Regions from separate parts of the Homo sapiens genome. Here region 2 is linked to region 1. A link is an interaction called in ENCODE POLR2A ChIA-PET data of the cell type or tissue named here. Cell type or tissue: OCI-LY7. All regions are shown on one strand. Links, peaks and the distances in the headings refer to the core of each region. The heading gives the core; the rest is flanking DNA. Region 1 overlaps PGM2 (phosphoglucomutase 2). Region 2 overlaps TBC1D1 (TBC1 domain family member 1).

What was found. ChIA-PET counts read pairs that join two places held together with the same protein. Peaks named below come from ENCODE experiments on the same cell type or tissue, not always from the same donor. Only the 100,000 strongest peaks of a DNase experiment are listed, where the experiment ranks them.
Region 2: POLR2A ChIA-PET joins it to region 1 with 5 read pairs; 6 of 35 experiments call an interaction of 5 or more read pairs at or near these places.

The regions. Positions count from the first base shown.
Region 1 is chr4:37,838,349-37,851,061 of GRCh38, reverse strand. PGM2 (phosphoglucomutase 2) reads right to left here. Exons shown (of 14, transcript NM_018290.4): 5 at 11,131-11,214; 6 at 10,803-10,996; 7 at 6,509-6,698; 8 at 5,332-5,429; 9 at 3,951-4,131; 10 at 3,767-3,860; 11 at 2,411-2,540; 12 at 689-878. Among named protein-coding and RNA genes, the nearest start is that of PGM2, 18 kb to the right of the region's middle. In OCI-LY7, for the core only: no CTCF peak of the experiment used is centred there; DNase peaks (open chromatin) are centred at 4,311 and 5,651; H3K4me3 peaks cover 2,570 bases; H3K27ac peaks cover 4,108 bases.
Region 2 is chr4:37,892,887-37,905,599 of GRCh38, reverse strand. TBC1D1 (TBC1 domain family member 1) reads right to left here. Exons shown (of 22, transcript NM_001396959.1): 2 at 3,088-3,597. The coding sequence starts at 3,504. Among named protein-coding and RNA genes, the nearest start is that of TBC1D1, 8.2 kb to the right of the region's middle. RefSeq lists enhancers at 3,773-4,336, 5,511-6,049, 12,369-12,648. In OCI-LY7, for the core only: no CTCF peak of the experiment used is centred there; no DNase peak of the experiment used is centred there.

The sequences.
Region 1 (12,713 bases), core at 2,950-7,949:
CTTATTGCCTAAGGTGCGAAATGACCACACAGGCTTTGATGACTAGTTCCTCTTTTTTTTTTTTTTTTTTTGAGATGAAGTCTTGCTCTGTCACCCAGGCTAGAGTGTAGTGGTGCAATCTCAGCTCACTGCAACTTCTGCCTCCTGGGTTCAAGCAGTTCTCCTGCTTCACGCTCCTGAGTAGCTGGGATTATAGGTATGAGCCACCACACCTGGCTAATTTTTGTATTTTTAGTAGAGATGGGGTTTCACCATGTTGGCCAGGCTGGTCTTGAACTCCTGACCTCAAGTGATCCACCTGCCTCGGCCTCCCAAAGTGCTGGGATTACAGGTGTGAGCCACCGCTCCCAGCCTAGTAGAGTCTCTTTCAGTTCTAGCCTGCGGTTTTTAACTTACCACGCCCAGCTAATTTTTGTATTTTTTAATAGAGACCGGGTTTTGCCGTGTTGGCCAGGCTGGTCTCGAACTCCTGATCTCAAGTGATTTGCCCACCTCAACCTCCCAAAGTGCTGGAATTATAGGCATGAGCCACCACATCCGGCTTCCATATATTTTTTATAGCTTATTTATAATCACGCCTAAGTGCCTAAAATCAGCTTCAATTAATTGTATGGTTAAATAATTTATTCAAATTATTTTAAAAGGTAAATAGAAAAGAGGTTAGTTGAAAAGAGAAGACATTACTTACAGCTTTTTTATCAGGTTGGCTATCATCATAGCCAGTTGTAAGGTCCCTAATGGCAGAAATTTCAAATTTGCCACAAGCTTTTGGATAATTATTTTTTCCATCGTAGTTTCTGAGGTTTTCAAATAATTTCTTAATGGTTTCTTGATCATGGCAGATAAAATAGGAAGCTTTAGTAATATGGTAGCCATACCTATCAAACAAATACAAATTCATGCACATGAGGAACAAATAATTTTGTAGGGTGGACACAGAACATGTACCAACCAGTGTATTCTAAAATAAATATGGCTGGGTGTGGTGGGTCACGCCTGTAATCCCAGCACTTTGTGAGGCCGAGGCGGGCAGATCACCTGAGGTCAGGAGTATGAGACCAACCTGGCCAACATTGAGAAACCTCGTCTTTACTAAAAATACAAAAATTAGCCGGGTATGGTGACAGGCACCTGTAGTCCCAGCTACTCCAGAGGGCTGCAGCAGGAGAATCGCTTGAACCCAGGAGGTGGAGGATTCAGTGAGCCAAGATTGTGCCATTGCACTCTAGCCTGGGCAACGAGAGACTCCATCTCAAAAAATAAAATAAAATAAAATAAATAATAAAATAAATGTAACAGCCAAAACTGACGCCAAAGGAATAATTTTTAAAAGACCATTAAAACAGAGGTCTAGGCCAGGCACAGTGGCTCACGCCTGTAATCCCAGCACTTTGGGAGGCCAAGGTGGGTGGATCACCTGAGGTTAGGCGTTTGAGACCAGCCTGGCCAATATGGTGAAACCCCTAACTCTACTAAAAGTACAAAAATCAGCCAGGTGTGGGGACACCTATAATCCCAGTTACCCGGGAGGCTGAGGTAGGAGAATTGCTTGAACCCAGGAGGCAGAGGTTGCAGTAAGCCGAGATCACACCACTGCACTCCAGCCTGGTGACAGAGCAAGACCCCGTCTCAAAAAAAAAAAAAAAAAAAAAAAAAAGAGGTCCAACAATCTACCCCAGGGATCACCAAATGACTGCCTGGTCTTCCGCCTGCATTTGCACAGAGAGCCAGGTCACACGCATTTCTGTATTCTCTTTGGATGCTTACGCACTACACTGGCAAGGCAGAGTTGAGTAAGTGCTACAAAAAAATGAATAGATGTATTATGAAGACATTCAATCTTTTTTGATACTGGACACTTAAAATCACATTCTTTCATGTTGTCATTTGTTAAGAATTAATGCGATCGGGAATAGTAATTACTAACTTGTTACATATCAAAAGGAAAAGGTGATCTCTTTAGTTTTTTTAAATTTTTTTTTTTTTTTTTTGAGACAGAGTTTAGCTCTTGTCACCCAGGCTGGAGTGCAATGGCGCGATCTCGGCTCACTGCAACCTCTGCCTCCCAGGTTCAAGCAATTCTCCTGCCTCAGCCTCCTGAGTAGCTGGGATTACAGGTGCCCACCACCATAACCAGCTAATTTTTGTATGTTTAGTGGAGACGGGGTTTCACCATGTTGGACAGGCTGGTCTCGAACTCCTGACCTCAGGTGATCCACCCGCCTCAGCCTCCCAAAGTGCTGGGATTACAGGCATGAGCCACTGTGCCCAGCCTTATTTAATTTTTATAAGAAATAGAATTCATCACCAAAATAAGAGCATTAGAAAGGATATTAGTATCTCATGCATAAGTATATAATAGAACATTTCAAAATATTATTTCAATCCAACAGAGTCAATAACAACTTACTCCACATAAATGGCCTTTAGTTGCTGAGACAAAGACAAATTCTTGGTTGCTAGGAAGCTAGCCAACTCTGCACTTATGACAGCGGCACTGACTCCATCTTTGTCCAGAACAAAAGGGCAGCACATGTATCCTGCAGAAACACACGTCATACATACATCTATACAATACTGTGTCAAACCACATATGAGTATGAATCCTGGCTATTGCATATTAGAGGTTGTACAGTGTTGCGTGTATGCACATTTCTCATTAATACCTTATGTTTAGGAATTTAGCCCAGTGCCTAGCCCATAGCAGGCCTTCAAGAAGTATTTGCTGAAGAACCTGCAAGATTTTCCCTCCTGGCCACATGGTGCTCAATCACTAGAGTCATGAAACTCCTTCCAGCTCATGAAATTGTTTCTAATTGTCCTAGTCAATACATATCTCTTTCTTCTCTGAATCCCAATAGTATTTGTTAGTTACATTATTCATTTTGACATCTGGCCTCTACTCTTGTGTGTGATTACTTAACTAAATCTATCTAAGCTGCTGTAGGCTAAGGTCAGTGCCATCCATTTCTTTTAGAGTCACTGAGTAATAGACATGCAATTAATACTTGATAAATGAAAGAAAATCTTTCTTAAAATAAAAAGCTACGGAAAGACAAGTCTGCCAAATCTGACAATAAAAGAGCAGAACCTGAGCGATTATGCTTTGATTAGTTAAATCATGTGTTAGTGTTGCAGAGAATATACAAATGAATATAAATAAATCTAATGCATAATAGTTTTTACTAAATTAATAGCTAAAAGCGTTTGGTACAATGTGAGTTTCAAATTTCTATAGCTAGTTCTCCTTTCTGTTCATTTATATTGACAGTTTAGGACAAGGGTTTTTCTGTCATTCTGGCTGGACCTGGGTCATCCTTTTGGGTGAGTATCATTCTGATGACAGCAGCAAACCATGCCTTCCTTCTCCTTTCCTCTGGCTAGACCGTAGCATAGATCCTCATTAGCACTTTTGGAGGAGGAGGGACATTAAATACCACAGTGTTTAGGCCTGGATATTAACCACCACAGTGGAGGAAACATCACAACTCCCAAAATACATGTACCGGCAGCCAAGCATACAATGTCACTGTTTTGAGTCATCCAGGCAAAGGATTCTGACATGAATGACTTAGTTGTTTTTAAGACATTCCTTTTGGCTGTAAATCATCTGAGATGTCAATTTTGGAGTAGGACAGTTCGACATTCAACCTGAGTGCTGGAGAGGCAAAATAAACCGTGTTTCACTGTGGATCTTTGAATCCCAATCCAAACCTTTTCCTTTTGCCTTGCAGCCAATTCCTTAATGTTCATGATCACTTCTTACCAATAGCTTCTTCAAATGCAAATAAAACAGTTTTCCCCTGGTCTATTAGCTGTTTGGCTCTGTTTCCCATCCACTTAAAGCCAGTTAATGTTTCCTAAAGGGATAATCCAAAAGAGAAAGACATGCCTTAGATCTTCTACAGAGCAGATGAAAGGAAAATGAGTGAGTCCCAGAAACACCCTACCTCAAAATGAAAACCTTCCTTTAAGGCAATGGCCCGCAAGATTTTGGAGGAGACGGTGCTGGACAACATGTACGTGTCTTTGAGAGCACTGCGATCCTGGTTCTTCTCTTTCCAAGATGTAAAAAGCCACCAGCCCAGGAGGGCCCCCAACTCATTGCCTGAAAACACCCTCCATTCACCACTGAAAGAAAAAAAAAACAACAACCACCATTCATTTCCATAATCTTAAGGAAGACTCTAAAGTGTCATGGGGATAAAACAATTTAGCAAACAAAGCATCTAAGTATTTTCTGCAAGGCTGTTCTTGTTATTCATCATCTTTAAATAACTGGTCAGAAATGTAACTGCCATTTTACAAACATCTGAGCAGCTACCATATATATCAGCCAGTTTGCCTGAACAGACATCCTGTCTTTGAAGACTGTATAAAATAAGTATGTCACACATGACACACAATGGCTCTATATTAATCTTTGGCAAAGCCTTTGGTTTTAAATATAACAAATATGCTGGCAAGATCCCCCATATATAGAGTAAGTTTTGCTATCTCAATTTCTGGACTGGTCAGTATTGCTGATTCTGAGAGGGGACAGCTCAGTACCCCTTAAGATCAAGCTCAGTCCTAAATGGTCAGAACATCAGAGAAAAGATGTGTAATTTCTGCTTCTCTTGGCAGTCCAGATGGCTAGAAGTAAATCTCACCTATCAGGACGTATCATCTTAGCTTAACTTTCTCAACACTGATATAGAATGGAACCTGTTTTATCACAATCTGAAAACCCTACCATTTCAGCAGCAGCACCCTCCTGCCCCCAAAACATCACATAGGCTACCTGACGCCCAAAATTGCTTGGGCCCTGCCTACCTTTCAACTTTAGCCCCACGTACTTACTTCTCCTTTGTACAAACTCTCTGGTCAGACTTGTCTTAAACACTGTGCCGATACCCCACAGGAATTCCTCCCTGGTCTGTCCAAACTAAATTCAGCATCTCCTTGAAGGTACTGCTCCCTCCTAAACCCCTCAGCAAATACTGAAGCATACAGCTAGCACCAAAGTGCTTTACCCTCATTAGACACTGAGACATTACTTATAAAAAGATCAATTACAAAATGAGAAGTTCCCAAATAGGAGTTTCAATTTGAAATATATACTGGGTTGATTTACTCTGCATTATGCTTGCCAATCACGTAACCTCCCCCCACACTAGATCTCTATCTTGCTCTCCATTAGAAGACTCTACAGGAGGTTCAGTGAAATGATCATTTGCAAAATAAATGGGAAATGTTTCCAAATAGGTCCCGTCTCCCCAGAAACATTTTACCAATGAAGAGATCATCCTTTATATGTTCTATAATATAGGTAATCACAATTAATTTTACCTGTCTTGCTTTTCTGCCACAGCAAGTCTATCAGCATCCGGGTCGTTAGCTAAAACAATTCTGGCCTTGGTTTTGTCAGCCAAAGCAAAAGACAAAGTCTGAAGAAGAATATGAAAATAAAAGATTATTTAATCAAGAATCGAGCATATGATAGTCTTTAAAAACATTCAGTTCCTTAAGAACTCAAGAGGTCTTTCCCCTCTTAGAAAGATAATATAGGACCAACCAAGACAGCTCCAGAAGTGAAATTTAGCAAACAAAAGCTGCAGCTGGTCTTGGTTGGTCACATAGTATCTTCCTAAGTCAGAGGTCAGATAATGGGAGCATCGGTGTGTGACCCAAGCCTACCAGTGTGCCTGCTGCACATGCGCCAGTAGGTCTGTGGTTGGACTGGTATTTCGGGGCATTGCTGTGTGATCAGCCTCACAAATAAAACAAAATAAACTGATTCTCTGAATGCCACTGCTACCCCAACCTTTAAAAATGTTACAGAAACCATAATGTAAGCAACACTTCATATCAGAAAAATGACAAGAAATAAAAATCATAACCTGCTAAAGTTTCACTCTATTACTGCTTCTTTTTGGCATTAAGGAGACACGGCAAATTAAATTAAATTAAATTAACTGAATTTGAAGCACCATTTAGAGCTCAGTTCTCATATCCTGATCCTGGGGTGTTTAATTTGAAAGATCCTTTAAGAAATTAATGACTAACAAATATACATACTTCTTGTTTTTTTTTTTTTTTTTTTTGAGACAAAGTCTCGCTCTGTCACCCTGTCACCCAGGCTGGAGTGCAGTGGTGCAATCTCAGCTCACTGCAACCTCCATCTCTCAGGTTCAAACAATTCTAGCGCCTCAGCCTCCCAAGTGGCTGGGATTACAGGCATGTACCACCACACCCAGCTAATTTTTGTATTTTTAGTAGAGACAGGGTTTTGCCATGTTGGCCAGGCTGTTCTCGAACACCTGACCTCAAGTGATCTGCCTGCCTTGGTCTCCCAAAGTGCTGGGATTACAGACATGAGACGCTGCACCCAGCCAAACATACATATTTCCATGCTGAAATTAGTTTTTCTTCAGCACAATGAAAACACATAAAAATGTATTTTACTTGACAGTAATAGTTTTGAATATAAAAGCAGATTTCATAATTTAAAAAAAAATTAGGTTACCAAGACACCTTTCCCCTCTTCGGGATTCGGGTATTTCACTGTTGGAAACTCAGGATCCGGATCTTTCTGTTCAGGAACAGCCTCAGGAGGAACAAGGTCAAAAGCCTTGAAAGCTGACTGCACAAAGCTATGACCCACCCCATGGACAGAGGTGTGCACAAACTTCACCTTTGTCTCCCTGTTCACGCTCCTAGAATCAGATACACAGTGGAAAATGATACAAGGCAGAAACAGGGCTCTCAAAACTGCAAGGTTTGCAAGAATGCACAAGACAACTGAACATCTTTCTAATTCCATTTCAGAAAAACAAAACGTATCCATTCTCTCCCAGATATATATATTCCTTCCCTCAACATACTCAAGTTTTAAATTCTACTCTGTAGTTATTTTCAGCAAATCTGATTATTTCAGGTTTTGTTTTATGCATCCCATCTAGAGTGAGATACAAAGAAGAACCTCAAGCTCATGTTCCCACACGAGACTCACTGCTGGCCTGACAGGTGCCCTGACAGTGCTACAGCCAGCCCGGGACAGTTCCAGGGCTCCACACACCCACACATCCCCAAAGCGACAGGTTCCCAAATGTCTTTTATCAGCTTCAGAAATGATTTTCAAAATGTCCTTTTTAACAAAATGTGTTGGGTTATCCCATACATAAAGATATAAAAAATAAAACTTTTACTTTGGGAGGCCGAGGCAGGTGGATCGTGTGAGGTCAGGAGTTCAAAACCAGCCTGACCAACACAGAGAAACCCCATCTCTACTAAAAATACAAAATTAGCTGGGCATGGTGGTGCATGCCTGTAATCCCAGATACTTGGGAGGCTGAGGCAAGAGAATCGCTTGAACCTGGGAGGTGGAGGTTGCAGTGAGCCGAGATTGTGCCACTGCATTCCAACCTGGGCAACAAGAGCGAAACTCCGTCTCAGGAAAAAAAAAAAAATAATAATAATAAATAAATAAAACTTTTTGTTTGCCAAGTAACAATCCTGTTTGATACCATGCCATGACTTAGGGACTTTATACAGACTAACAACAGATACCAAAATTAACAGGAGAAGTTACAGAAAAATAAAAGGCTTTAAAAACTTCCAGTGCTCTGATGGCTGGAATCTTAGGTTATTATCCATTTCTTTTGGGAATGAATAAATGAACAAGGTCTTATCTAAGAGAATTGTGGTTTAAAACAAGCATACCCTGAAAATAAAATGCATCTTGGAAAATAAATATGTAAGATTAGGGAAGAAAAATCTGGAAAAACAACTCTCTTGGATTTTAAAATACATAATAAACCTACAGTAATTAAAACAGCTTGGTACTAGACATAAAAAGGCAGATTAAAGGAACAGAATAGAGAGTTCAGAAGTTGATCTAATTTGAAATGGGAGATGAACACAGAAGTAATAATGCTGAGTGGTTAACACGCTCTGGAGTCAGACTCTGAATTTAAATCCTGGAGCTTTGCCATCTATAAGCTGTGTGACTGCTGGCTATTAACCACTCTTCCTTGTAGTTTTTTCATCTATAACATGCATGATAATATACCAGAATTTACTGGCATTACTCTGAGGATTAAATGAAATTACATGTTGACCGGGCACAGTGGCTCACTCCTCTAATCCTAGCACTTTGGGAGGCCGAGGCGGGTGGATTGCTTGAGCTCAGGAATACGAGACCAGCCTGGGCAACATGGTGAAACCCTATCTCTACAAAAAAATACAAAAAATTAGCAGAGCATGGTGGTGCACACCTGCAGTACCAGCTACTCAGAGGGCTGAGGCAGGAGCATTCCCTGAATCTGGGAGGTCAAGGCCGCAGTGAGCCAAGATCATGCCACTGCACTGCAGCCTGGGTGACAATGTGAGAACCTGTCTCAAAAAAAAAAGAAAAAAAATGACATGTGAAGGGCCTCCAGCAGTTATCTGATATATAATAAGCACTTGATTAATGTTAGAAATTGTTGCATAAAGGTGACCTTTCCAATTAGTCAAAAAAGAAAAAAAAGAAAGATTCTTCCATTGATGTTGGTACAACTGCAAACCTTTTAGAAAAAAATCTAATCTGCTTTCCTACTTCATGCCCCATATAAAATTAAAAATCACTAATGAAACAAAAGATTTAAATATTATAAAACACAAACATGATAGTTCTAGAGAAAGAACAAGGGAAATATTTTGCTATTACTTTAATAATTTTGCTATAGAGCATGTCTTCCTAAGCATGACATAAAACCCAGAAGCTATAAAATAAGACTAATAAATATTATACAGATTTTTAAACAGTTCAGCAAACAGTTTCAATAGAAAATTCCAAAGACAACAGAAAACATCTAAAAAATATATTTTATATATATAGTATATGCATATATGTATATATAATATGTATATATGTATATATATTATAAACAAAGATGTTTATAAATATAAAAGGTGAACAAACACATAGAAAATATAGGTTAATTAAAGAATACAAATAAAAGTGAGCTATTACTTTCAACTAGCAAATCAGGAAAAATGAGAAATTGGATCACAGAGCAGGAGGAAATGTAGGTATCATATGCTGTCAACATCTACTGTTGGTGGGAGCACCAACTGGTATATTTTTGGAGGTCAATTTGCTAAGCACTATCAACTTTGTGAATGCACATACAATTTTGATGCCAGAAAGTTACCTTACGGATACACATGCGCACACACATGCACGTGCATGCACGCGCGCACACACCCACACACATACTCAAGCAACTGTGCACAAGGGGAGTTAACTCCCAAGCTACCTGGAGTGGAAAAGCAGAAATGCCTCATTCTTCGTGAAGTTAAATCAGAGGGGCAGAGGGAAAGTTCACAGACGTATTTTGTCTGGACTACACACCATTGGAAAAAATGGTCCAACACGTAGGAATTAGGAGATTTCACACACAAAATCCAGGTTTCCAGTTATTTTGGGAAGAGGAGAACTCAGATGATCTGGCAACTGGGACCTATATTTTCATGTGGGCAACACTCAGCTGGCACGGCTGCTCCCTTCAGGCAGGACTGGGCTTTCATACTCTGCACTGGAGTGGGCACCATCAGCTGATCCAACAAATACAGTATCAAAGACAAACCTACAAGTTCAGTTTCTTTGAATCAGTGGTTTCTTGCTAGGGGGACAATCAGGAGGGGTGGGACCTACAGCATACTCAAGCAGACACTACTGTCACTCTGCTACACCTCTTCCTACCTGATGGTAAGGACTGAGTCTGTGTCACTGAGTTAAATACACCGGTGCAGCAGCCTTTAAGACAGAAAGTCAGGACTAATAGGGACTAACACAGGAAGGTGTCCATGACAAATTAATTGGGGGGAAAAGTGCACAGAACAAACCACACACACACACACACACACACACACACAAATATTCCTATTTATGGTTTTGAAGTATATTATACATATACAAACACACACACACACATATATATATATATATATATATATATATACGCTTGCATATGCACAGAAAATTTTTGGAAAGATAGAAAAATACCAGTGTTTGCTATTCAAGACTTTTGAGCAAGTTTTAAAAACATACATATATATATATATATATACACACACACACACACACTTACATGTATGAATATGTATGAATCACATACATGTATGGAATCTATAACAGGTCAGCAAACTATGGCCTATGGGCAAGCCACCCACTTCTGTCTGCACTCCTTCGCCGACATTTCATCTATGATGGCTTTTGTACTAAAACAGCAGAGTTGAGTAGCTGAGAAAGAGTCTGTGTGGACCTCAAAGCCAAAAATATTTACTATCTGTCCCTTTAAGAAAAGTTTGCCAAGGCTTGATCTACAGCCTCTAAAATCAGATGCAGCTGGGTGGGCGTGGTGGCTCATACCTGTAATCTCAGCACTTTGGGAGGCCAAGGTGGGTGGATCACTTGAGGCCAGGAGTTCAAGACTAGCCTGGCCAACATGCCAACACCTTGTCTCTACTAAAAATACAAAAAAATTAGCTGGGTGCAGTGGCTCACGCCTGTGATACCAGCTACTTGGGAGGCTGAGGCACAAGAATCGCTTGAACCCAGAAGGCAGAGGTTGTAGTGAGCCAAATCGTGCCACTGCACTCCAGCCTGGGTGACACAGTGAGACCCTGTCTCAAAATAAGTAAATAAAATAAAATAAAATCAGATGCAGCTGTAGTACATGAGCAAATTAAAGAGAAAAACTTCACAAACACTAATAGAATTTGGCTGAATCACATTAACTCACTTAAGGTCAGTGAAGACACAATTCATTTACCTGTGGAAACAGTACTTTTTAAGGTCTTCAAAGTAGTCATTATTGATGGAAGCACTCGGATTGTGGAGAAGTGGACTGCTATCAATTAAAGAATCGTCCCAAGCTTGAGGCCACGGTTCTAGATTTTCTTCAATAGCTTGAGAAATCCCTTTATCGTGAGGAGAAATGATCTGAGCTCCATTATCCCAATAGACCTAGAGGACCCAGGAACACATTCAGAAGGTTTACAGTTAATGGAAATAAGGCACCTATTACCTATGGTCCCAAAAATTACAGATACAGGATTCCTACAGAAGGATGTACGTGTGGAGTAGAAAAAGGAAAATACCTTATAACCATTATCCTGCTTTGGATTGTGAGATGCAGTTATCATGATTCCAGCACAAAGTTTCAAATGTGATACTGTGAAGGGCTGTAACATAGCAGGAAACAAGAACAAACAGTTTTTAACGAAAATAACCAGATATTCTTAAAATGTCTATTTTATACTGTTCATGCCAACTTGCTCCCTTTTAATAAACATAATATATAAATAGCATAATATTTTTGAGCCACACCCCAGCAGTATGCAATTACCCTTAGAATTAACTGGCTGCTCATAATTCCAGGATGTATTTCCTAATAAGAAAGGTGAGTAATTTCCTCAGTGCCTTCTCATTCCATCTTCTACTTGGTAGAGCTAGAAAATTCTTCAAACACAACGATGGTCTAAGCCTCCATTCCAATGCTTTCAATGCTTCTACCTGAGACAGAAGTTTGTGGATTCAGTTTACTCCCTCCAACTGCTTCTCCCTCTCCTCCTTTCTCATTTGCTTTTAAGGAAAACATTGAGGAAAACACTGAGGGGCCAGGGGTGGTGTCTCACGCCTGTAATCCCACCACTTTGAGAGGCCAAGACAGGTGGATCACTTGAGGTCAGGAGTTCAAGACCAGCCTGGCCAACATGGTGAAACCCTGTCTCTACTAAAAATACAAAAAAATTAGCCAGGCATGGGCGCCTGTAATCTCAGCTACTTGGGAGGCTGAGGCAGAAGAATCACTTGAACCTGGGAGGCAGAGGTTGCAGTGAGCCAAGATCCTGCCATTGCACTCCAGCCTGGGAGACAAGAGCGAAACTCTGTCTCAAAAAAAAAAAAAAAAAAAAAAAATTTGAGGGAATGGAGAATGCTCTTACAGGTTCCTCATTTATCTCTCACTCCAGGGTTAAATATTTATATTTCAACTTAGCTCCCATCTCTACTACTTCCCAAAATGGGAGAAGGGGTTGGATTATTCCCCCTACTGTGGCAAATGACATTGATTACACACAGGCAACCTGAGATTTAAATTGTCCGTCCCCTCCACCCTTTCACCAAGAATCACTGCAGTCATTGAACACCCTGGAAGTTATGTCACATCTCTCAGGTGTTCTGGGCCAAAGAAAAGGGGAGGACGACTCCTCAGTGTGGGCAGAGGATCATGATACACTGGTTCAATTCATGTCTGACATAAAATTAATAGCTATTAACACTTAGTACAGAAGGTAATTAGGATGCTTGAATACATGACAATTTTTCCATCAAACAATGAAACCTGAACTACATTTAGATGTGAATAGAGTGTCTAGCAGGTTATTTACAGCCTAGGGGTGCTGCATCTACCTGTCAGTGCACTAGAGCCGGCAAACACAAAATGAATTGGAACCTCCTTCTGTAGCAATACAGTCTCATTTCTACTAGATGTGACTAACTGCATCCAAATCACATTTTCCAAAACATATTCTCAGCATCTGGCCCAGCTCTTAAAAGTTTTGTCTATGTCAAAGCAACAACTGTCATAGTCCCTACTGTCTTCTTCTTTAGATTGTGCTACATGAAGGATTTGATGAAAGTCTTACTCAAATATGCCGAGCATGCTCTCTGTACTAGCCAT
Region 2 (12,713 bases), core at 4,108-9,107, 53 kb before region 1:
ATCGCCTGGGAAAGCTTCACCAGAGTCCTTGTCCACCATGACAATGTTCCTGCTCATTCCTCTCATCAAACAGGAGCAATTTTGCAAGAGTTTCCATGGGAAATCATTAGGCATCCACCTTACAGGCCTAATTTGGCTCCTTCTGACGTCCTTTTGCTTCTCAATTTTAAAAAATCTTTAAAGAGCGCCAATTTTTCTCCAGTTAATAATGTATAAAAGACTGTATAAACATGGTTAAATTCCCAGGACCCTCAGTTCTTTAGAGACCGACTCAATGGCTGTTAACATTGCTTACAAAAGTGTCTTGAACTTGATAAAGTTTATCTTGAGAAATAAAGCTTATGTATATATGTGTTTTTTACTTTTTAATTCAATTTTTCCACAAAATGTTTTGAAGTTTCCTCATATTCTATGGAACATACAATAGAAAACAATCTCATGGCATGCTTATAAAATTGTTCCTTTACATGCCTCTTCTCCCAAGACATTACTCAGTGAATTAATTAGATGCTGGTCAAAGGGTTTCCTCGCAAACTGTAGTTTTGTGTTTATGATGCTGGCAGTAAATGCATATGTCTTCTCTGGCAAATGCAGTTAGTGCTGACCTCATCTGTTTAGAAGAGGCCTTAACCTGGAGAATTATTTCACCCAGCAAATGTTATAAGTAGTCAAGAGAATGCTCCTACAGCAGATAATCCTTCGCTATGAGATACAGTGACATTGGTGTCCCAAGAACAGAAAATCTATCACGCTGTTAGCATCATGGCCAGTGTGATTTACTGTTCTGTTTCCAACAACAAAATCACTGATTGAGGTATATACCTATACTACAAATTATTCTTTTATTAAATGAGCAGAGTAATGACAATTTGTGTTTGCAAAAATGGTATGCAAGCCAAAAATCACTTAAGAACTAATTCATATTTCAACCATGGGTTTTTAGCATATAGAGTAAGTCCAATTCTCTACTTGGGGAAAGACTGGAAGTCCCAATTACAGAATTTGGTTATAAATCTCTTTCTCTTGTCAGGCATCCGAATGACTGGCCAGAAGCCTATTCTCAGATGGCCGTAAAAGATTTTGGGAAAGAGTCAAATGTGTAAAATGCTGAACAACGATTCCACGCACAAACTCTCCCCAAGGAAATTCAGTCCAAATACTATATAGAGCTGGACTGAGGTACAGGCTGTTCAGTCCTCTCATTTTCATTCTGGAATTTGTCCAAATAATAGGAGCCATTAAGTTATACGTGTAGTTTTTAAAATGTTCCTCAAATATGACCAGAATCTCATCTTTGAAAGCTGAAGGCACTCATCTAGGTATCATGTTTCTTTTTACCTAAGACGTGAAATGAAATTAGCATATAATCTGCCTCTAGTAAAATTTTCTTGAATGAAAATGTTTTTATGGCTATAAATGCTTACTAAGTTTCAGGTCGAGTGCTACCTCATTTAGTCTTTCCAGCAACTCTATTGGATAAATACTGTAATTATCCCCATTTAACAGATAAGAAAACAGACTCAATTGCCTGAGGCCACCCAGTTTATGGGTGCAGAAGTAGGATTAGAGTACAGGAAGTTAGTCCCTCTGAATCTCCAAGCCTGATGCTGCCGTGCCCACTTGAGATGTGTGGACAATAACATGAAATGATTTATAATATGAGAGTTTGATTCTGTGAGTGAAATGGTGGTTTTGAGCTCCATATTAGCCTTTATTTCACAAAGCCTTCTCTACCCTTTGGGTGTGTGTTAGGCTCCCTTCTCAGTCCTTCCATTATGTCCTATACATAGATCACCTGGTCCTATTCCCCACTGATGCTCCTGCCTTCCTACAAGCCTCTGCTAATATCATCTCCAACAGTACCTGCAACAGCAATTCTGAATGACTAGAAGAACCAACAAATGAACAAGCAAAAGGGCATCTACTTGATACCAAGAATATTAATTTCTAAATAAGGTCCTTACACCCTAGAGAGTACATAAAATAACCTAATGGAGTGCAGAGAGAAAACTTTAGCATTTCTATCCAGATTTTAACCTTGAAAATATGAGAAGCTTTCAAGGCTTCACTGACAGTTAACAGGTGGATTGACACTCGCATCCTCGCCCTGTACATGTGGCAGACAGCTTGAATCACATGTGACTTGGCTTGCTTGGCACCCAAAACAACGGCAAGACTCCACAGTCCATGGGGTTAGCTGTGGAGCCCTGAGCCCAACTGAGAAAGTTGCTATTTGCATTATATTTTCAATTTTATCTAAGCTAATCCTCATAAAATGGGCAAGCATCTTCAAATGAGTCCTGCCCAGAGCTACAACGAATGCTAATAACAAAGCAAGCACAAATGAACGAGGAAAGAGCAGAACTTTTACCATGTCTCACATTTTTTTTCAGCCATATCATGTGATAATAACAAGCTAATCAGATCTGACCTGAGGTTTGCGAAAGAAAAAAACACAAAGAACCCCTGATCGCATCAAAACTTAGATGCATATCCAGCGTTCTTATCAATGACCTTTGCCTAAGTGAACATTATGCCTTGGGAAACTGGCCAGTAGCATTTTTACACAGTTTACGAATGACTATATTTTTCTTAATAGGATTACAAATGTGGAGATTTAGAACTTTGCCACTCAAAGTGCAACCTGCAAAAGGGCAGCATCAGCATTTCTTGGCAGCTTGTTACAAATGCAGTCTTGGGGTCCACCCCAGACCTACTGAATCAAGATTCACATTTTAACAAGATCCCCAGGTGACTCACAAGCTCATTTCAGTTTGAGAGGCATGGCTTTAGAACATTCATCTGAAATAATGTACATCTTAACACTTCTGCTCTTAATTAGTAGTTTTAGACTGATTTCTCTTGAATTTTTGAACTCAAAAACTGATAATTTCTCGTATCTGTTTTCAAATGTGCTTTAAAACTATAAACTATCACCATAAAACAAAAATTCAGCTAAGTAATCAATTTATAACTGCAGCATTAATTCCTTATTCATTTCAGTATACTTAAAATAAATATCCTGACCCCCATACAATAAAAACCAGCCAGCCACACCTTAGTCTTTTGGATCTCCATCTCACTTACTTTTGTTTGATCATCGGCTTTGAACACATAGCAGATACTCTGCCGGTGGACAGCGTCTTCCTTAATCAGACAAGCAAAGTAACTTGGGTCATGACTGTTGTGAATCAGTTTGTGAACACGCTGAGGCTTGCACTCAAAGATGCTGGAATAGATCAGGGGATCCCACTGTTGACTTCTCCCTGGCTCAGGTTCACATCTCAGTCCAGAGGGTGAAACGCAAAGCCGGACTTGCTTGGTTACAGGTTCCTTTCTGGTGGACTGCCTGCTGAGTCTTCGCACCTCAGCCACAACCCAGGGCAGCATGGGCATGGTGGTCAGGGAATGCACAGGCAGGGAGCCCACCAGCTGCAGGCCAAAATCCACCGAGACCTCGTTAGAAAGCAGATGTTTCCTTGCTGTGAATGTTATTGGTTCCATCTTGGGAAGGGTCTGGGAACTCAGCAAAACAGTTATCACTGTTTTTCTGTTTTGGATCAAGCAATCTATTTTACACACTTCATATGCAGAAACCTGGGGGAGAAAACCAGAGGCATTAGAATTTAATGAAGTCATAGCAATAGCTACCTTCAAAGGGCTATTATTTCAGAAGAACTCAAAAGCCTGAAACCCAAATATAATAAGAGGTTCAAATAAGCTTCTCTGCCTAGAAAGAACTTTCTCAAAATTGTATTCCATATAAAACCTGGTTATGGCATAACTGTCACACTCATTACAGGTAACAAAGAGCCCACTGGGAAACTACTATGAAACACAAACCTCCTAAAGCCAACAAAGGCCCCCATGATAGAAGACGATACAGTGCTACTCTGACAGCATTAAACCTCAGTTTTAAACAACTGATCTGGGACAAGTAATATCACTTAAGATATTACTTACATTTTAAAAGACTCGCCCAGGTAGTCTAGAGGTTCTGAATCACAAATCCACCTTCCATTAACATGTCTTCAGTGCCTATTATGTTGCAAACATTGTCTTAAACACTGTTTTATTCAGTTCATGTGCTATAAGCTATCACTCCAACACCTGGCTTCTTCTCATCAACAGATATCAATGTTAGGCCAGGTGCAGTGGCTCACACCTGTAATCCCAGCACTTTGAGAGGCCAAGATAGGTGGATCACCTGAGGTCAGGAGTTTGAGACCAGCCTGGCCAACATGGTGAAACCCCGTCTCTACTAAAAATACAAAAATTAGCCTGGTGTGGTGGTAGGTGTCTGTAATCCCAGCTACTCAGGAGGCTGAGGCAGGAGAATTGCTTGAATCCAGGAGGCAGAGGCTGCAGCAAGCCAAGATTGTGCCACTGCACTCCAGTCTGGACAACAGAGTGAGACTCTTTCTGAAAACAAACAAACAAAAAACAGAAAACGCTTCTACCAAACCCAAACCCAAACTCCCTTAACTACATTTCCCTGTCTATGTTCTTTCTTCCTTTTTTTTTTTTTGAGACAGAGTCTCGCTCTGTTGCCCGGGCTGGAGTGCAGTGGCACGATCGTGGCTCACTGCAACCTCCACCCCCTGGGTTCAAGCAATTCTCCTGCCTCAGCCTTCCAAGTAGCTGGGATTACAGGCATGCACCACCACACCTGGCTAATTTTTGTATTTTTAGTAGAGATGGGGTTTCACCATGTTGGCCAGGCTGGTCTCGAACTCCTGGCCTCAAGTGATCTGCCCACCTTGGCCTCCCAAAGTGCTGGGATTATAGGCATGAGCCACAGTGCCCAGCCCTTTTCTGTTTTCAACAACCACGTTTGATGTATCCTAACGCCTTCTTGTCCTATTGGATGACAAAACCCTTTTGTTCAAAGCTGAGTTGTCTGTGGGATCTCAAGCCCTATTCTTTACTCACTTGCTCCCTGGATCTTCAGTCTCTCCTGTATCCAGCTCCCTGCCCCTGCCCCACTCCCCTAGCATATGGACAGATGCTAAGGTGAAACTCCATGAAGGCAGGCGTTGCATCTGTCTGATTCACTGCTATCTCCCTCGTGTCTGCCATAGTGCCTGACTCAAAGTAGGGACTCAATACGTATTTTAAAAGAATAACTGAGGGGCTCAATAAGTATTTTAAAAGAATAACTGAGGTCTCTCCAATCGAAAAAAAAAAAAAAAGATATTTCCTTTGATTTCAAACTTCCCTTGGCCATGGCTCTTTCTCTTCCTTCCCTCCAAGGTAAGGTCTACACTTACTGTCTCCACTTCCTATTGACCATCCATTCCTGGTTTGTAAGGCCTGGTTTGCCCTAGGGATCCACTGAAATTCTGTTAAAGTTGCCGAGGTCCTCAAGGTTGTAAAATTTAAAGGAGGCTATTTAGCCCCTGACTGCCTTGTTTGCTCTGACGAATTTCTCAATCTTGGCCACACCTTCCTTACTTTTTTTTTTTTTTCTTTTTTTTTTGAGACGGCTCCTCGCTCTGTCGCCCAGGCTGGAGTGCAGTGGCGCGATCTCGGCTCACTGCAAGCTCCGCCTCCCGGGTTCGCGCCATTCTCCCGCGTCAGCCTCCCGAGTAGCTGGGACTACAGGCGCCTGCCACCGCGCCCGGCTAATTCTTTTGTATCTTTAGTACAGACGGGGTTTCACCGTGTTAGCCAGGATGGTCTCGATCTCCTGACCTCGTGTTCCGCCCGCCTCGGCCTCCCAAAGTGCTGGGATTACAGGCTTGAGCCACCGCGCCCGGCCACACCTTCCTTCTTGAATCTCTTCTGGTTCTTATCTTACCTTTCTGGTTGTTTCTTTCCACATACTTCAAAGGCTTTTCTTCCTGTGTTTGACTTCATCCTCTCCCCTCATTTCACCTGCTGTTTTGGGCAATCTCACCTAATCTTTTGGTGTCAAGCACCACATTCTGGTGATCCTGCTGCTGATGACAGCAGCTGACTTCTATTGAGTACCACGCACTTTGCCTATGTTGTCTCATTTAACCTTTGTAACATTTATCCGCTAGAGCCCACTATGATGAACTAGGAAACTGAAGCCCGGAGAGCTTCAGTCACTTATCACAGGAGATGGGGGGCAATTTGCACTTGAGTCTAAATCCCATCCCCTTGACTGCTGCACAAGAATGCATCTACCACATACACCCTAATGGTGCCCAAGTGTTCTGCTCCCACGGAAGCCTCCTTCCTGAGTTCCAGATCCATATAGGCCATTAAATATTTCTATCTGGATAGCCTATAGGCTCCTAGGCCTGAATTTAGTTATTTTAAAGCTAACTCGGTCTCATCTCCCTCCTTCCCAGAATTTCTTTTCCCTCCTATGTGCTGTATCTAGGTGAATAGCATCACTACTCACTGAATGGCCAAGGGGTCATTCAGATCCCTTCTTCATCCTATTACTACCTCTAACTGACTTCACCAACTACTCTTTCTTTTTCGTCCTAGAGAAAAGGTGCCCCATCCTTCAATCCACCCATCGCATATTTCCTGGAGTAACTTAATCAACACAAAATTTATCATATCACACCCCTGCTAAAAATTCTCTAATAATTCCCCCATACAATCTGAAGTCTTCTACCTGGCATATAAGGTCTCTCAGGAATCTGGCTGTGTCTATATCTCCAACTTTATATTCTCCCCTAAAATGCCCTCCTTGGTGCACCTTTTAAAGGCTCTGAAGATAGAGAACTAGTTATGGTTCCCCGTTTCTCATGCCTCTGAGCCATGGTGCATACGGTTCCTCTCTCCTCAGAATATAATCCCTGCCACAAACTGCAAAGGGTCTGAGATTTTACCTTACTTGCAAACTAACACGTTAGCCCGCCACAGTTATCCTGCTGGTAGAAAACATGAGACTCCTGGGTTGGAGACGAAGGACAATTTATTACTCAGGGCAGTCACAGTAGCCAGACAGTCAGCATTTCTCTTGGTTCCCTGACCCCCAATTCCCACAGGTCAGGTGACATCTGTATCATGGTGGGTTACAGGAAAGGCAGCTGAGTTTAGGGAGCCGGAATATCTTATAGTGGGAAGTACAGGAAGCAAGCGTGTCTGCCCTTTGCTCCAGAGGAAGACTCTATTTCTATCTTCCATGACTGTTTGCTGTAGAAACATGATGGAAAAGGTAGTTTGGAACACAGGCACTCAATGCCCTGCTTACAAGGTGTGTAGAAACAGGAAGGACCCATGGAGAGTCATCTACCAACAGTCTCCATCCTTGTCTTCTATTTCCAACTAGTACTTAAGTCCTACCTCAAGCAACTACCACCTCTTTTTTCCAAGGTGTTTTAGGGCATGTATCAGCAGGCTTTTCTGCACTTTCTACCCAATCACCATATTTAAGAGTTTGAATAGGTGTCCCTCAAGAAGACCGTAAGCTTCTTGAATTCTTAAGGTTTGGGGTTTCCAAAATCAGTATTCAAATTTTAAACCTTTTCTGAACAGGAACTGAAGTCTATTCTTTTTACTCTGTGTTTTTCTGTATAATATATATGCACAATGCTAAGAGCAAATTTTTATAATATAATTTGAACATAACTCATAGCTAATTTTTTATTTCAAATGTTCAAGAAATAAAAAATAAAGCAATACTTTATTTACAGCTCAGGCATTTCATGAAAGTAAAGTCCCTGACTGTCCTTTAAAGCACAGCTTCTCCTAATAATGAAAACGGACTTGAAGTTCACATAATCCCATAAATAATGATCTCTCTTTCTCTTTATTCTCTCTCTCACAGGTGAAAATGACATTAAATGTCTGGATCGACTTCTACTCCTGTAACAGAATCTGTTTCATGTTCTAACTGTTGACAGCTGCTAATCCCAAAACATGTTTAAAGAAGTACTAGAATTATTACAAAGGATAAATCTGAGCTCTATCAATTATTTTAGATGATGCAGTTATTAATATAGTGGCAACAAGCATAGCAGAATTACTTTCAATTTCCTTCTTAGAGTATAGATGTACACAGTACCAAAAATTCAGTCATTTAAATCAGTTGATAATAATCAGTCATCAAATGAGTCCTGCCATTTCATTGACAAAACATTTCAATGCCTGAAGTTTTTGTTTTTCAACCAGCTGTAGCATGTTCTTAGCTTCTCTGTAAAAAGTAGATTAGACCTTAGCACTGTTCATAAACTATCAAATAATAAGTTCTACATCCAACATAGCCATAATTATTTATAAGCAATTCAGATTCTGCTAATATAAGATTCAGGGTAACTTAGATCAGGTGAATATCTACATTACTTGTCAATAAAAACTTCCATAACAGAGATAAACTATGCAAATAATATTAGGGATTTGGTTTAAAAGTAACTGCAATTTTTGCCATTAAAAGGAATGGCAAAAACTGCAATTATTTCTGCACCAGTTTAATACTAACAAACCATTTGATTATTTTTTAAAGCCATCTCAATCCATGTTATTTGCACTCAACCTTTGACCATTCTTTAAGCCCCAAATAGAACCTCATATTCCAAGGAGAACTCTTATGTTTCATACCCTCAGCAAGAAATACTGTGATTCCAATAAGCTTCTAGTAACGTTCTTGTTAGTAGAGTTGTCTGTGTACACGCCCTATCCCTCTACAGCAAACCTGTGTATTCTGCACAACTCCCACCTAGCACAGTCTTTAAACATAGTAGCTACCCAAGACACAAAGATGTCCTTTATTAGAACAGTTTCAATAATCTTGTTAATGTGTCCTGCTATGCTACATATCTCTGGCAGCATACACTTAGAATCATAAAATTTTAAAGCTAACAAGCTCCTTTTAAGCCATTTAGAAATTTCCCTAATATTTGAAATGAGGCAACTAGATTCTGGAAAAGTTAAGTGGCTTGTCCAAATTTAGTGACAGAATTGGGACAATCCAAGTCCCTGACTCCCATCCAAGTGCTGCAGAGAACCCCAACTTCCTCATGAAAACACTTTCAAGTGTGAAGTTGAAAAAGCAAGTTACTCAGCTTCTCCAAATATTGTTTGTTCTTATAAGAGAATGGAACAAGATCATCCCCAAGTTTTCTTCCATCTCTAAAATCTGGTAAATCTTATTTTCATAATGTATAATACCAAATGTCCCCAACATTGTGTGGGGATGGAAAGCTGCTCCCTTCTTCCCTTAAAGAACAAAAATGTGGGGGAGGTACATGAAGAAAGGATGGGAATTATTGATCAGGAAGTGAGAGAAGCAAGGGTAGGTATTAGTAAGCTGCTTATTGGGAACCCCCTTTGTTCCCAGCCCCCTCCACTCCTTCACAGCAAACTACAGAGAGCAGGATGGGGACTTTACAGTAACTGACAGTACAACAGCCTCTGCAGCTTCAGCCCTCACCTCCTCAGAATGCTGGTGGGAGTGGGTAGGGAGAGAAGAAAGGATGAATGGAGGGGTGCTAGTGGCCTCTAGCTCTAGGTCAGATTAGGAACCGGCCAATATTGATTGGCTGTTGGGGACCCCAGAATGGACAGGAAGTCCCCAGGCAGCTACTCATATTGCTCTGTGAATCAATGGTTTAATTTCTCTGTTCTTTACGCCAGATGGAGTGAGCATGCACCTGAACAGAATTATACTGCAACCTGAAGTACTCTAATCCCATGCAGTAGGCTCACTGACTTGGCTACACTCTTCATCCACTTCCTCCACAGGATTCCACCCCAACGGGAGCAGTGTGTTCCTCACCCAGGAATCCCACAGGGAGCAACAACCCTTGGAGTAGAGGCTGTTTCACCATTGCATGGAGCTCCTGAAACCAGTGGTTCTAAATGTTTTCATCATCAAGGATGCTTTAGTACTGGGGTGTGCCTTTCTAATTTGACATGTAAAGTAATGATGCTTTTGAATGACTTCTTTCTCATATAAATTATTATTATTATTTGAGACAGAATCTCACTCTGTCACCCAGGCTGTAGTGCAGTGGCGTGATCTCAGCTCACTGCATCCTCCGCCCCCTGGGTTCAAACAATTCTTCTGCCTCAGCCTCCCCAGAAGCTGGGATTACAGGTGTGTGCTACCATGCCCGGCTGATCTTTGTATTTTTGGTAGAGATGAGATTTCGTCATGTTTGCCAGGCTGGTCTCCAACTCCTGACCTCAAGTGATCTGCCAGCCTCGGCCTCCCAAAGTGCTGGGATTACAGGCACGAGTCATATAAATTAGAGCCAACTCAAGGCTAGTCCTTTAGAATGGCACTGTCACTTCTTATACTCTTCATTGCACAGGAAAAAGGGTGGGAAATGGGCGAGTGTCCTAGCTGGCCCTCAGAGATTATGTATAACCCTCCTACCTGCAGTGTTCCTTTAAGTTATTCTGCTAAAAGTAAAAAGAATAGTTACCAACACATTATCATAGTGTGTTTATTAACTGATTTAACTTACAAAACGTTGGACAATAAAGGAATATTATCATTGAATAGTGGCACAGAAAAGTGAGGTCACCTGCCCAAGGCCATACTATAAGAAGTGGCAGAATCGGGATTTGAACCCAGGCCCTTTGGCTCCAGAGTTTGCTTGCTCTTAACCACTTTGCTAGAGCAATATCTGTTGACCACCTACCACTTCATGGACATTTTACATTCATGATCTTCTGTACGTTCACAAAGCTGAGAAGTAGGTTTTGTCATGCTCATTTTACCAAAGGGTTCCCTCACTAATAAATTGTGAAGGTGGCATTTGAATCTATATCTGTCTTATCTACAAACTTCTGTTGTTTCTCACAGATGATATCCAAAGATCCCATAGATCTTTAGATGGGAATAACCCTCAAATATCTTTCTAGTGGATTAGCTGGGTTGGTCTATCTAAATTTTGCTTGGCCTCAGCAATCCAAACCTAACATCAAAATTATACTCTAAAAGTATAAAATAAATAAACATAATAATAGCAATAAATAATATTGAGTGCTCACTGTGTACCAGGCACTGTTCTAAGCACTTTGCATGTATAAATTCACTAATTCTGGCAACAAACCTATAGGGCTTACCTAATTCAGAGGTTTAGATTTGCTGATTATATAAAATGTGCTGATAAATACACGCATTGTCTTTTGAAGAGAAAAATAGCTGTTGCTCATCTCAAAGGAGACAGGCACACTCAAAATTAAATGCCTCTTTGTTGGTTCTAAAATGTATTTCCTACATTCTGCACAGCTTCATAAAAACCTACATATCAAGAGTTTTTCAGTTGGCCCAAATATGACACATCTTTTTCTAAACATCTGAAATCTGAAAAGGGACACATTGCCCCTGCATCTAAGACCTCATCAAATGGAACTTTTGGCTTAGAAATGTCAAAAACTGGTCGGGCGCCGTGGCTCACACCTGTAATCCCAGCACTTTGGGAGGCCAAGGCGGGTGGATCACAAGGTCGGGAGTTCAAGACCAGCCTGGCCAAGATGGTGAAACCTCGCCTCTACTAAAAACACAAAATTTAGCCGGCCGTGGTAGAGCACGCCTGTAGTCCCAGCTACTTGGGAGGCTGAGGCAGGAGAATCACTTGAACCCAGGAGGCGGAGGTTGCAGTGAGCTGAGATCACGCCACTGCACTCCAGCCTGGGTGACACAGCAAGACTCCTTTCAAAAAAAAAAAAAAAAGTCAAAAACCTTGAAGCATGAAAACCTTCATGTCTTTCGTGAAGAATCTGGTCTAAAGATATTTTTTATTGGAATGTGGTGTTGGAAAGGAAGAAAAGTCAGTGAAGGAAATTGTAAGGTAACAGTTCTGACTGAAAACCTAAATCCTTCGTCATCACTACAGGGATACAAACCCCAACACTACTCTGCTGCTGAATGGACTCAGTGGCACGATCATGTTTCACTGCAACCTCCGCCTCCTGGCTTCAAGCGATTCTCCTGTCTCAGCCTCCCAAATAGCTGGGACTACAGGCACATGCCACCATGCCTGGCTAGTTTTTGTAGATCTATATTTTTGTAGAGACAGGGTTTTGCCATGCTGGCCAGGCTGGTCTCGAACTCCTGACCTCAAGTGATCCACCCGCCTTGGACTCCCAAAGTGCTGGGATTACAGGCATGAGCCACCATGCCTGGCCATGGACTCAGTCATTTTAATGAGCAGATTTTACTTCTCAAGTTTAATGACCAAGAGATGAAAACTGCTGAGAAATATATAAAATATTGAAACTAACGTGGTCATTAAACTTGAGAAGGGCAGCACGGTAGACTGGAAAAGGGCAAAACAAATGATCCTGAGGCACCCACACATATACAGGAAGTCCCCAAATGGGCCGTGATACATTTTCAGTCCTCTGGGAATCTGAAAAGAGCAAAAACTGGGGACCTACAGAGAAATGCTGTGGAGAGAGTAGGAAGGACTTCAGGGAGCTGCCATTCTGTCAGATCAAATTAAAAGCATGTTCAAAGACAGAATCCTCTTGAGCCCCTTGCTCTCCTCCCTACCATCTACTCTAGAAAGCTGGTGGCCAACAGAGCAGGCAGCTGTGGTGCCTGCTCCAGGCACCAAGACAACTGAAGATGCTGCTGTGAACACAGAAGAGGTAACAGCCATGCTGCTTGATTCAGGCTCCCCACTGCTTGCCAGGGTTACATCCTAGAAGATCCTAGAAGATCTGGACCACAAAAAAGCCACCCGCCCACATCTGGCTCTGCATAGGGGTACATCTCATTGTCATTGCAGCCTTCCTGGTCAAAGCTGTCTTCTAGGGAAGTGGGGGACAGGGAT